Regions from separate parts of the Homo sapiens genome. Here regions 1, 3 and 4 are each linked to region 2. A link is a contact called in ENCODE Hi-C or POLR2A ChIA-PET data. All regions are on one chromosome and are shown on one strand. The core of a region is the stretch at or near the end of the contact, and the rest is flanking DNA. Distances in the headings are between cores, read along the strand shown.

Evidence for each region. Hi-C counts contacts between places; a loop is a spot of excess contacts on that map. ChIA-PET counts read pairs that join two places held with the same protein, here RNA polymerase II (POLR2A). Pooled maps may share reads with other maps.
Region 1: a pooled map shows a loop between it and region 2 (4-fold over the local background). The contact joins two enhancer-like sites. A Hi-C loop is called at or near these places in 4 of 50 pooled maps. POLR2A ChIA-PET finds 5 or more read pairs at or near these places in 3 of 52 experiments (HCT116, WTC11 and activated CD4-positive, alpha-beta T cell).
Region 3: a loop to region 2 is called in a map with no recorded cell type, with 10 times the contacts of the local background. The contact joins two enhancer-like sites. A Hi-C loop is called at or near these places in 15 of 37 single-sample maps with no recorded cell type and 10 of 50 pooled maps.
Region 4: a pooled map shows a loop between it and region 2 (2.9-fold over the local background). The contact joins the promoter of NHSL1-AS1 here to the enhancer-like site in region 2. A Hi-C loop is called at or near these places in 4 of 50 pooled maps. POLR2A ChIA-PET finds 5 or more read pairs at or near these places in 2 of 52 experiments (GM12878 and MCF 10A).

The regions. Positions count from the first base shown.
Region 1 is chr6:138,653,558-138,656,518 of GRCh38, forward strand. It overlaps a transcript of NHSL1 not described here. Among named protein-coding and RNA genes, the nearest start is that of NHSL1-AS1, 37 kb to the right of the region's middle. Within about 2 kb of position 1,299, at least 3 of the 41 ENCODE cell types and tissues checked have a DNase peak (open chromatin) inside an H3K27ac peak, as active enhancers do.
Region 2 is chr6:138,454,518-138,457,842 of GRCh38, forward strand. The region is part of intron 3 of NHSL1 (NHS like 1); the gene reads right to left. Among named protein-coding and RNA genes, the nearest start is that of MIR3145, 21 kb to the left of the region's middle. Within about 2 kb of position 1,319, at least 11 of the 41 ENCODE cell types and tissues checked have a DNase peak (open chromatin) inside an H3K27ac peak, as active enhancers do.
Region 3 is chr6:138,591,842-138,594,982 of GRCh38, forward strand. It overlaps a transcript of NHSL1 not described here. Among named protein-coding and RNA genes, the nearest start is that of NHSL1, 94 kb to the left of the region's middle. RefSeq lists enhancers at 1-385, 1,371-1,665, 1,694-1,763. Within about 2 kb of position 1,515, at least 22 of the 41 ENCODE cell types and tissues checked have a DNase peak (open chromatin) inside an H3K27ac peak, as active enhancers do.
Region 4 is chr6:138,689,912-138,692,955 of GRCh38, forward strand. It overlaps NHSL1-AS1 (NHSL1 antisense RNA 1), which reads left to right and starts at 1,757. Exons shown (of 4, transcript NR_033896.1): 1 at 1,757-2,057. It overlaps LOC124900217 (collagen alpha-1(III) chain), which reads left to right and starts at 2,815. Exons shown (of 2, transcript XM_047419637.1): 1 at 2,815-3,044. The coding sequence starts at 2,852. It also overlaps a transcript of NHSL1 not described here. RefSeq lists an enhancer at 1,152-2,351 and silencers at 2,474-2,523, 2,534-2,883.

The DNA.
Region 1 (2,961 bases), core at 49-2,548, 200 kb after region 2:
CTCAAAAAAAAAAGCCTTAGTCTTTAACCTTTCACAAAGTATTGTTATGATTGGCAACTTATTTTGTGAAATGCCACAATCAAGTATGAAACTGTTGCCTCAGGCAGGGCAGAAATAAACTGTGCCTTGAATAAATGTTTAAAGCTGAGATTCTCCATACCAGCATTCCATAGCTCAGAGATATTTCACATCACCACGCAGTATACATATGATATATGCATATATATGTACACAGAAACCCATATTCAAAACACAAATACATATGAAATGTTTCACGAAACATGTCTTACCCTTACTGTATGATACGCTCCAATATTTTATATTCTATTTCTTTGTTTACATTGCTCATTGTCCCTAATTTGATTTCACCAACCCAGTGATGCAGTAGCAACCACAGTTTGGAAAATACAGCTCCCTCTATGCAAATACCAATTCATAGTTCTTCATAAAATTTACTCCTGCCAATGAGGATCAGTGTGACACCCTGTGCAGATGGGACTAAAAAGACACTCCAAAGAGGTGACTGATTTGTAAATGAGTCTGTTTTTGAAACATGAAATAGGCAGCAGAGAATCCAGAGCAGACGAGCACTAACTGCATATCTAAGAGTAAATTAGTCATTTATCATTAAACTGAAAGTACTCTGTTGCAGACTTTTTTTGGACAGGAAAATGGAAATTTAAACAAGACTTTATTTTTTCTTAATATGCTTGCAAAAAAAATTAACTGATACTATCAAGTGTTGAAAAGGATGTGGGAAAATGTGTATGCTGTTATTAGGACTGCAATTTTGTACAGCCTTTTTGGAGAGTGATTCGAGAGCATCATTAAATTTTGAACATGCATATCCTTTGACCCAGCAATTCTTCTAGTTTGTGCTATGTTCTTGTACATGCAAACCAATAGATGTGTAAAGACACTGGCCATTGATAAGAAAATACTTAAGGTACAATCATATTTTTTAAATTATTTTAATTTTTTTAAAGAAATACTAAGAACAGCAGGTATTTCCATATCATTCTTTTTTTTTATGTGACAAATTCAATTTCTTTTCAGTACACATATCATTGTTTCTCAATGAGATGCTATTAGTATTCTGGGCCAACGATTCCTCCATAAAATGCTCCCACATATTTTGTTTTTTAAATCCCCAGGTAAGGGTGGTACCAGCCTTGACTGAAAAACAAAACAAAACAAAACAAAAAAAACACTATTCCATGTATACTGAGGAGAAAAGAATTTTTAAAAGCTGTTACGAGGTGGGGAAAAGCCAGTTGCAGAACAATACATACAGTATGATTCTAATTATGTGAAAAGAAACCACCCACGCTCTAAGGGGTGTGCACATGAATGATATGAGTCAGAGGATGTGTGAAAAGAGGTTGACAGTGTCTGCTCTATAAGCTTTGATTTTTAAGAATTTATTTCCATACTGGTGGATAATTTGATTAGGTTACAATATTTTATTTGGGGAAACTAAAATCCATAACATATTCACCCACTGAAAGTGGCTATTTGAAGCACTGGGAGTTGGCAGAGCTCTAAAACAAGGAGGGAAAGAAACTAAGAGGAATTAACATGTTCTAATGACATCCTTGACTCATAAAGTCCCTTTTCCTTCCTCACTAAAGTGACAAGTTCTGTAATACACTAATTGAGTTTCATAAAAATACAATTAAAAATATGGAAATTAAACAATAACACTACCTCTGTTTTATGTCCTGTCACCCTCTTCCCGCAGGACTTGTAGAAATGTTTCCTTTAACCTCCATATCCAGCTTGTGTTTCATGCTTCCTTTCACTATAGTTACCAACCGCTCTCCCGCTTGACCCAGCAGATTAGAAGCTCTTTGAGGTCAGAGGATATTTCTTATCATTCCCATCCACTGATCTCTTGCTGTCCATTCTCCCTAGAAAAGTAGCTGCTTCATAAGAAGCTGTGGAATGATGTTTTAAAAATCCGTGAAATAGACACCTAACTTGGCATGACTTTTAACTAGTTTACAACACTAAGATGAGTCAGAGAAAAATGGATCACATTCAACAGCAATAGTTGAAAACAAAATTACAATTGTCCTTTACTTGCTAATACAATGAGTATTAAGTTTATTTTCATAACTTTGAAACTAAAAAAAAATTTCAGCAAAGCCACATGAAGTACTACCACTTTGATGGGAGCAATTATTTCAAAAGGATTATATCCAAATAAAATCAACAAAATAATAAAAGCATAACATGGCATATACTGTTGTGCCAATCCAGTACCCATTGCCCTCTCTTTTTGTATTAATACAACACCAATTACTCTCTAGGGCAGCCGTGTGCCCTGATAAAAACACAAGACCCCCACCAAGGCAGCTGGAAGTTGACATACACAGTTCCGATGTGATGAAAGCAGAAGTCACCAGAAAGAGCTTACCTCCCCCAAAAAACCTCAGTCAGAGAAAGCCCTCCCTCTTTCCTCTTCTTTCTGCCTTCAATGGGTCCTGGACATGCCGCAGGCAACTCGTGACTCTGAGGAGAAACCCATGTGACAAAGACACAAACTGTGGATCTAAAATGCTTAAGCACCGGTCCTCGATGAAAGGAATGACTTCTTCTGGTATCTTTACAAACATGAATCTTTGGCACTGTGTTTCTAATGTCACCCAAGACCTCTGATAATTTGCTTATAAAACTTTTCTGAAAACTTACGAGTTTCTTTTACAAAATTACAGAAAAGCTCAATAAAATAAGAATTAAAAATGCATTAACTCCAATTTTATAAAATCTGGTTTTTCAACAGAACAAAATCTGTGTTGATTTTTCAGGTGCCTCGGTATGGGAAACTTCCTAAGATGTTGTTTTGGCTGTAAATCATGCGGCCCTCTCAGAGCAATGCATTTGTGTGATTTGCCCAATTATGCATGAGTACAGTCAGCATGGAAATCCAGTTCAAACTGCAGAAGATCAGCACCTGTG
Region 2 (3,325 bases), core at 69-2,568:
AGCTCTAGAGTCGTAAGTCTAGGTTTAAATCCTGGTTTTGCTTTTAGGGGTGATAGATGTGTTCACTCTCTTGATTATGGTAATGGTCTCCTGTGTGTATACATATGTCAAAATTTATTAAGTTGTATACTTTAAATATGTATAGATTATTTTATGTAAGTTATACTTCAATAAAAGGCGTTTTAATAAAGAAAGATCTTGTTTCAGTATTTAAAAACTATGTGATCTTAGGCAAGTGATCTAATCTCTCCAAGATACAGTTTTCTCATCCATGATATGGGCATAATCAAAGCTACTTTGCATGGTTGCAATAAATACTGAATATATTCACATACAGCACTGAGCACAGTCCCTGGCGCCTGAGCCTTTCCATGTGCCAAGTGCTTGGCATCATACTGGAAACACAGAGATCAACAAGATAGGGATGCTGTCCATTAATCTAGAAGAGAAGGCAGGTATAAACAGACCCTGATTATAGAGTAGTGGGATGGAAACAGCAAGAGAAACTGGAATGGGTCATTGGAGACATTCTCACTGGTTTGCAGGCAAAAAGGCGTGGGAATGACAGACCCCAATTTTCTCATTTTTGTCTGCAATGGCATGGAATAAGAAGGTGCCATAACTGCAGAGCAGTGAGCATTGACTCATTTGTGTTTCTACAGTTTCCTGAAATTACTCACAGAGACCCAGTAACACATGATTGGACATGGAGTAATCACTTCTCGACTGTAAGCTGCCCTAGGCCAAGAATGGGATCCATATACTGAGACCAAGTAGCACTTAAAAACTTTTTTGGGGGAAAAAAAAATTGAGTGAAGCATACCAGACAAGTCAAAGAGGAATAAGAGATGACAAAATTGGGCATAATGAGGAGGAATTGAGGTAACTGAGTAATCTTGCCCTTTTGCTTAACCAGCATGGTGCGATGAAAAGAAATGAGCTGCAAGGAGCCCCGCCTTCACATGCTCCCTGCAAGGAGCCCCGCCTTCACATGCTCCCTGCAAGGAGCCCCGCCTTCACATGCTCCCTGCAAGGAGCCCCGCCTTCGCATGCTTCCTGGTGCTTTCGAGCTATGTGATCTTGAGAAAGCCATTTCATATTTCTGAGTCTCCATTTCCAGATTAAAATAATAGTAATAGCTATTAAAATAATCTGTTTCATGGGGCTGTTTGTGGAAAATAAGATCTAATTTGTGAAAAAGTTCTATATCCTAACGTGTACCCCGATGAACAAGCTAGCAATAGCATAAACACTGGTAGTGCCACACCTAGATAACCTGTAAAGCCATGACAATCAGAAATTCGTCAGTAGCTGCTGAAACCTCTCAAATTTATTGCCTTGGGCAGGAAATTCTATGTGGGTGGAACAAAAGACGAGATGATTGGGAGAGTGGCCAAATTTTTATAAAAACAGACATTGTCTATTGAATCATTTTCTTTGAAGCGTGGTTTGAAATACCAATCAGCTTAACAATACTTATCATCATCATCTGAGCATCTAGTCTGTGCCAGGCACTGTGCTAAGGGTTTCACAAACATTAATTTACTTCAACCTCACACCAACTCTCCAAGGTAGGTTAGGGTAACTATGTAATTTTATCGAAACCAGAACACCTCTGAGAGTGAAAGGGGGTGCAATTAATAATTACACAGAATAACAGCTGTAAACCAGGGCTGTTCTAAGCAAACCGGAACATGTGGTTTTTATCTCTTTACAGTTGAGGAACCTGAACCTCACAGACGAAAGCAACTTATCCAAGGCCACTGAGCTCTGACAGGTGGAAAAGCTGCCCCAAACCTACGCTCTCAAGCATCATGTTAAATAAGCCTCCTGTGTTTACAGGTATGGCAGCAAGGTTACTGCCTTTTCTTCAAAGTCTTCCTTTGATTTAAATATTTCTTATCAACAAAGCCTAAAACAGAAGCTGACATGCCAGTTCAAAGAATAACAGGAAACAGGGAAATTTCGATTTCTGTCACGACTATTAAAGCCAACTGTTTACTGCCAAAAATCTAGATCTAATACATCTCTTTAGGGGTGAATTTTACACAAGAGATTGCATAACTCATGATTGATATCCTTTCTGCTAAGACAATGGGGATTCTGTGAAGGTTTCCCAGATTCAGTGAACGTATCATCAAATATAACTTCCGATAATGGCAGGTGGAAAAATTCCCTATCGACTCACAGTAAGTATTTTCGCACTGATAACTGACCTGCCTTCAAATGCAAGAACCTCTTTGGCAGTACTTGGCATATGCTGAAAACTGAAAAGAGAAAAAAGTCAAAAACAGTACACAAAGCAATGGTGTACTCTTTGATTTCAGAGTTGAATGAAAAGGTATTTTCTGGAATTTCTTTCTTTCTTTTTTTTTTTTTGGAGATGGAGTCTCACTTACTCTGCCGCCCAGGCTGGAGTGGAGTGGTGCGATCTCAGCTCACTGCAACCTCCACCTCCCAGATTCAAGCAATTCTCCTGCCTCAGCCTGAGTAGCTGGGACTACAGGTGCATGCCACCACGCCTGGCTAATTTTTATATTTTCAGTAGAGACAGGGTTTCACCATGTTGGCCAGGCTAGTCTGGAACTCCTGACTTCAAGGGATCCGCCTGCCTCAGCCTCCCAAAGTGCTGGGATTACAGGCACACACTACCATGCCTGGCTTATTTTCTGGAATTTCTAAATTGCTTTGCCAACAGTATTTTTTTCAATGCATCATGTTTATGTTTAGATGATATGCATAACATATACAATTGGAAATATTTTCAACAATTTTCTTCTTGCTACACTATATTCCCACTTTGAACATCAAAGATATGTGTGGATCTCGTTAGCAAAACATCTTTCTTCATAACATAACACATAGAGTCCTACTTGGTGTTTCACATTAGGATAATGAAGATAATTATTCTAGAACAATTAGCCAGAGTAAATAACCAGAATCGACGTCCTCTAGGTTCTCTTTTCTAATTTATATGTCCTTAACCTTTGCCATATTAGCAACTCATCTTAAGCACATAATGGATTTTTAATATTTGTTGAATGCAAATTAGATGATTTTTGTAAGAAATACCTCTTTTAAAGTCAATAATTTGTTAACTCATGCATCCCTTCTTCCATATAGTCACTGCTCTTTGTAACACACCCCTCCCCTCAACACCTACTAGGAAATACAAAATAAAAGGTTTTCCAGATCGAATTTCCCTTCCAAATTGACTCCTACACACTCTATATTTAAAATGATCCCCTTTGGGAGGCCGAGGTGGGCGGATCACGAGGTCAGGAGCCCAAGACCAGCCTGGTCAACATAGTGAAACCCCGTCTCT
Region 3 (3,141 bases), core at 265-2,764, 140 kb after region 2:
ATCCATGCTGTGGACACACACTCTCCTGAGTTACTGAACAGACTACTCGGTTATCAGATTGGAAAAACATAATGTATCTAGGGTTCCATAGGATCCATGGTTTCAGGCATCCACCGAGGGTTTTGGAACCTATCCCTCATGGATAAAGGGAGACGACTGTAACTTTGAAAGTTCCCATTTGAAAATGTTTTTTGGGTTTTTTGCTCAATTATTCCATGACAATAAATGCATTCTCATAGCTATAATCAAACTAAAGAGAATTTAATTATCACCCTCAAGAAAACTACAGTTTCCTGCTCCCCAAAACACAATATTAAATACCCATATTATCACTTTTCAAGATTGCACAGGTAATTTCTAATAGGTCCCACACCCACATCTCAAGGTCAATTTAGCCTGCATGAAAGAAAACAACTGAATGAAAATAGAACACAAGATTCTTCATATGCAAAAATGACTGTGTAAAAACTATATAGGCCAGGCACGGTAGCTCACACCTATAATCCCAGCACTTTGGGAGGCTGAGGCGGGTGGATCACTTGAGGCCAGGAGTTTGAGACCAGCCTGGCCAGCATGGGGAAACCCCGTCTCTACTAAAAATACAAAAATTGGCTGGGGTGGTGGCAGGCGCCCGTAATCCCAGCTACTACAGTCTCAGGCTGAGGCATGAGAATCACTTGAACCCAGGAGGTGGAGGCTGCAGTGAGCCAAGATTGCTCCACTGCACTCCAGCTTGGGCGACAGAGCGAGACTGTCGCACAAAAAAACAAAAAACAACAAAAAACAAAAAACAACAACAAAAAAAACCCCTACATATCCAGAACTAAAGAGTGAAAACTGACAAGTATGCAGGTAATTGCCCTTAAGGAAAAAGGTGTGTGGATATATTTTAGTGGGCTGGTCTAAATATTTTCTAAATATCGTAAGACATATGAAACAGGGTGGCTAGGAGCTGCTATTTCAGCTTTTTAAAAGCAATTGTGATGGAGCAAAAATTTTGCCTGTAGACAATAATTAACCTTTCTCCAAAAGCATCACATATATATCATTCTATATACCAAATGCCACAGCCACAGGAAGTCAGTTGCCCACAGCCTTATAAATCAGTTTACTTGCTTCCTCATTTTCTGTTATGGACTTTCCTAGCCAAACTCTGTCATGGCAGTTCACTTCAAAATTAAAAATAAAGTTGATTTAATGGAGCCTGGATGAATCCCATCTGAAAGCCATTAAAACATACACACCCACTTCCACACAAACCAGAGAATCAGTAGAATTCAAAGACTTATTGAATCCTGAAACTGTAAAGGATCCGAGTGACAAATAATTCACATGTCCTATTAATCACAGGAGGTAGACGGGTTCTGTGATTCCAGCACTGACACGGAGGCAGTCAGGAGCACTGCTAGGACTAGAATCCCGTTGTCCTTGCCCCAGTCCAGGCTCTGCCCACTCTCCCATGCTTCAGGTCTGGCTCTGAAGTTCGTGATTCCCCGTTCATAGTCTTCAAGTACATCAGTGAGTCACGTTTCCGTTTCCTCTCACTGTTCCAAATGCTGGGCTTTGGTAGCACAGAGTTCATTCATTCACAATCATGCTAATTCACTCATACAGAGAGAGAGTGCTGACGCACTTAGGAATTATGACTTAACATGCAATTCTCAAATCAGTGAGGCCAACGGCTAACTAAACTTAAAAATAAAAGGAAATCTAGCCCTTAGCACTCAAAATACTTCCTTTCAACCTACTGTAAAACAACAAACTCACTTTCATTAGGAGATGAAAAGTGAGTCATTTCTTTCTTCCAGTAGACGGTCTCCCCAGGCACAAACTCATGCACATTATATTTCATGGGACCTTTTAAATATTTACTTGTTAGCAGTATTCTTCCTTTCGGGTCAAAGATTATAGTATTTAGCAACACAAAGAAAGCTGAGGGATAGAGTTATGAATTAGTAAACTGCTTTGCCAAGCCTTCCATTTGTTAATTCAGTCCAACTTCAAAGAGGATTTTAAAGAGAGGTTCAGCTGTCAGAAATTAACTCTAAGAAAACTGCTGAATCAAAAAGTGACTTGGGCAGTTTTTCCCAAACTGGTGTTAAGGAAAAACTGTTCAGTTGTAGGTATAGGAGCAAAAAGTATCTTCCTATGCAAATAAGCTTAGGGCAAACAAAGTTTTTAAAAGGTTTTTTGTCTTGTTCACTACAGGACTTTCCCAGCCTTTGACATGCTAATGTTGCTGTAAATTTCCAGGGATGTGGTGGGGGTCAGTTTATTTTGATCACATTAATTATGTGGTTGGGGGATGTGGATAAAATAGGAGAAATGCACTACACTGATTCAGCAGCTTCTAAGCAACAGAGAAAGGGTTTGGCTAAAGTACTAGTATTTTTGGTATTCAGTAGCAAAGAACAGTTAGACTCTCATTCACAACTATTTCAGGACAAGGTGGGAGTATCTATTCAGTCATTTGGGAGAATGAAGCTACGTAGAACTCAATCCTTGAGAGCTTAATTTACTGCCAATAGGACTGCCAATTTCGCGGGGCTTCTGCAACTCCTCCCCGGCTCTAAGCAAAAACAGCCCCTGTACCTGTTCTTGGGGACTGACGTGACATCGTTGAGTGTTTTCCCTCAACTCTTTGATCTTCATGCACTTGTCTATTTCAATGTTTTTTGACCATGGCTGTACATCAGAATCACCTAGGGAGCTTTTCACTCCACAGATGTATGGGCCCATTGCCAAATCTACAAAATACAATACGATCCCCAATAAGCAGCACCGAGAGCTGAAAACCACTCTTCTGCTTCCTAGGAAGAGCTAGACAACAGACAAATAATTGAGAGGGTGTGTACTTTAAATTGAGCACGTTGACACTGACAAGGAAAGGGCTACATAGCAAGATTTTAATGAGACCCCAAGTTTACAGATTTCTCTGTATCACTCACTCAAAAGTGGACTTTTTCTTTTCTAGATGATTTTCACAAAGAAAGAAAAATGTACTTTGAAAGGAGCAAAGTGCTTAAAACAAGGAGTGCACCACAAAATCGTTCAGGGGCCGCCTGCTGTGGTTAGCTGGCTGCTGGTTCACACGTGAGCCCAGACCCTGTTCCCCAGCACAAGCCCCATCCAGCACATGAC
Region 4 (3,044 bases), core at 507-3,006, 240 kb after region 2:
TGCTGGGATTACAGGCATGAGCCACTGTGCCTGGCTCCACACTCTTCTAAAGGGAAGGAACACAGGCAGTGGGACGACAGGCGAGACAATCAGAAGGTTTGGGCTTCAGGCCCGGATGTGTCATTACCCACAGCCTAACCTGGGGTGAATTAACTGCAATGCTGTTGGACTGGATTTCCTCTCTGGGTAAGAATTCACGAAATGGATGGCCTTTACGGTCAATTCCAAGTCTAAAAGTCTAGCCATCCATACTAATGGAGTATGATATTCTGAAGACCTGCCTAAAATGGCAGAACAACTTCAAACTGTAGTTTTTACACAGAAACAAGGTTTGAGGCATTGTTTTAAAAGAATCCTAACAGATGGTAATGCATAGGCATTTCACTGCTTTTAAGCACATAAAAAAGCAAAGTGTGTGAAGGTGAAAGAAACCACAAAAATTAATGTCTTGATAGTCAGCTTTCTTCTCTACATGTACATTTATACTCAGGCATAATTATATTCAATAAAAAGCCTTCTTGCATGATTATTAAAAAAAAAAAAATGGGGCCACGTGTGGTAGCTCACACCTGTAATCCCAGCACTTTGGGAGGTCGAGGCAGGTGGATCGCCTGAGGTTGGGAGTTAAAGACCAGCCTGACAAACATGGCGAAACCCTGTCTCTACTAAAAATACAAAAATTAGCCGGGCGTGGTGGCGGGCGCCTGTAATCCCAGGTACTCTAGAGGCTGAGGCAGGAGGATTGCTTGAACCCAGGAGGCGGAGGGTGCAGTGAGCTGAGATTGCACCACAGCACTCCAGCCTGGAAGACAGGTATGAAATCACAACCACTTAAGATTCAAACAAACTTGTGAAAAGTTTTGAAAAGAGTTATTTCAGTTACTGTAATTAGAACAACCTTAGTTAATATGGAGAATTTGGGGGATTTCTGGCTATGGACAGTAGCCTATTGGGGCATATGTACTAAAGAACAGAGAAAAGTGATACATTTAAATGTAAAACCAAACTAGTAAAGGAAGGAGTTCTTGACCTTCAGGGAGTTTCCTCTTGTTTTTTAATTCCCACAATAGATCAGTTCACCTATCAATCAGATCTCCCTCATCACATTCTTTGTCAAGGGTAAAATTCTGGTTCTCCCACGTACCTACACCCTAGACAGAAAACGCATAGAAGCAACTCGTGATTGCCGCATAGACCATGACATCCTACTAGGACAGTGTATCCTACCATATGCATGAAGTCATCACTCACATTAAGTAGATATATTCTGATTATGTCAACAACCTTATGAGATCACTTTGATTCCTCCCCACTGATTTTTTTTTCTTGGAGGGGGACGCTCTCCCAGGTTGGGAACTGTCCACAATTCATATGAATGTGTTGACGGCACAATCAAAGAGATGAACGCAAAAATGTAAAACTGCCACGAATTAATTATACAACTTGGAGAAAGATGTATTATAGCAAGCAATCTCACTGAAATTAAATAATTGAAAATTTTGAACTCTTAGGCTGTAAGGTAGTTAAAATATAGCTAAGTTTTTCTAGCTAGCTGGAAAACGAGCTATTCGAGATTGCATATGAAGTGATTCTAGGAGAAAAAACTATTTCATCCAGAGCTGCTGAAATCTAGGCGTGTGTTACATCAACATCTCCCCTCCCACCCAGCAATCCATCAACCATCTCCAATTTATTCTTTACACTTAGGATTATGACCAAGTTCACGTACTTAAAAGGGAGAAACCACAGAGACATCACACTGAAAGTTTCTCTGCTTTGGGCCAGCAGGAAATTCCAGTTGCTTCATTCACCGGAGCCAGTTAAGCTGCTGAAATGAAATGGATCACCGGAGAGATCACTATATCAGGACATAGACTTGACTTTCAGGGTTGGAGGAAGCCGGACAAAGATGAATGGGATTCAGAGCCTGAACTCAAGGTCAACGTCTTCTGAATCACAAAGAGCTGGTGGGTCAGTCTGGGAGAAGAAAGAAAATTCTGCGCCAAATGGGAAAACCCTTAAAGTCTGCATAGTTTTGCTTGTCGGTAAGAACACAGGTAGGCGGCGGGAAGAGAGGTGGCAAGCAGCCCCAACGCTCGCCGAGATCCCCAGGGTTTTACAAACGGATCGTCCTGAAGTCTCCAAAACTGTAACTACTATATGCCCAAATTTATATTCTCCCCTGGCTTTTCCAACAGGCTACCTGCCTGTGACAGTTTTCCCACGAACTTGGCTCTCCTCTGTCTACAGCGCCCCGGGGTCTCCCAAACAGACAGACACAGACAGACAGAAGGAGCAGACAAGGGGACTGTCCAATTCCCACCCTCCGCGCCCACTCTCTCGAGGTAGCCAAGACCCTCCAGGAGTCCGAAAGTCACAGAGCGCTCTGCGCCCCTGCCACCTGCCCAGCCTCCCGCTGGGGTCCGGCAGTCCCCACTGGAGACCCCGACATCGCGGGGCTCCGCGGCCCCCGCGCCGACCCAGGGCCGCCAGGGGGCGGGCGGGAGCAGCTCTCCGGGTGCCTCCCCCGCCGGTTCCCCTCCCCCGGCCCGCCGGCCACTCACGGATTTTCACTCGGCGGTGGTCCAGGCGCGCAGCGGCGGCTTGCAGGGCGTCGAGGCGGCGGTGCAGCGCGGCGGTGCGGTGGCCCAGCGCGGCCGCCTGGCCCTCGAGCTCGCCGAAGATGTCCCCGGCGCAGCGCGACAGGTCGGCCAGCTGCGCCAGCAGGCAGCCCAGGGCATGCGAGCTGACCTGCTCCAGCGAGCGGAAGAGTGGCGCGCCCGCAGCCCCGGCCCCCGCCGCCTCGGGCCGGCGCAGCCGCGCGGGCTCCAGGGTCCTCTGGTGGAAGGGCATGGCGGGGGCGGGCCGGCGGCGCGGGATCCCTCAGTCTGCCTCCCGTCGGCGCGGGGCGCCAGCCTGCATCCAACACAAAGGAAGTCCCGGGCAGCGGCGGGGCGCCGAGGGAAGCCTGGCGGCCCCTGCCCGCAGGGGAGAGGCCGGGCGGGCAGGAAGGACGGACGGACGGACGGGCGCGCGGGCGAGCG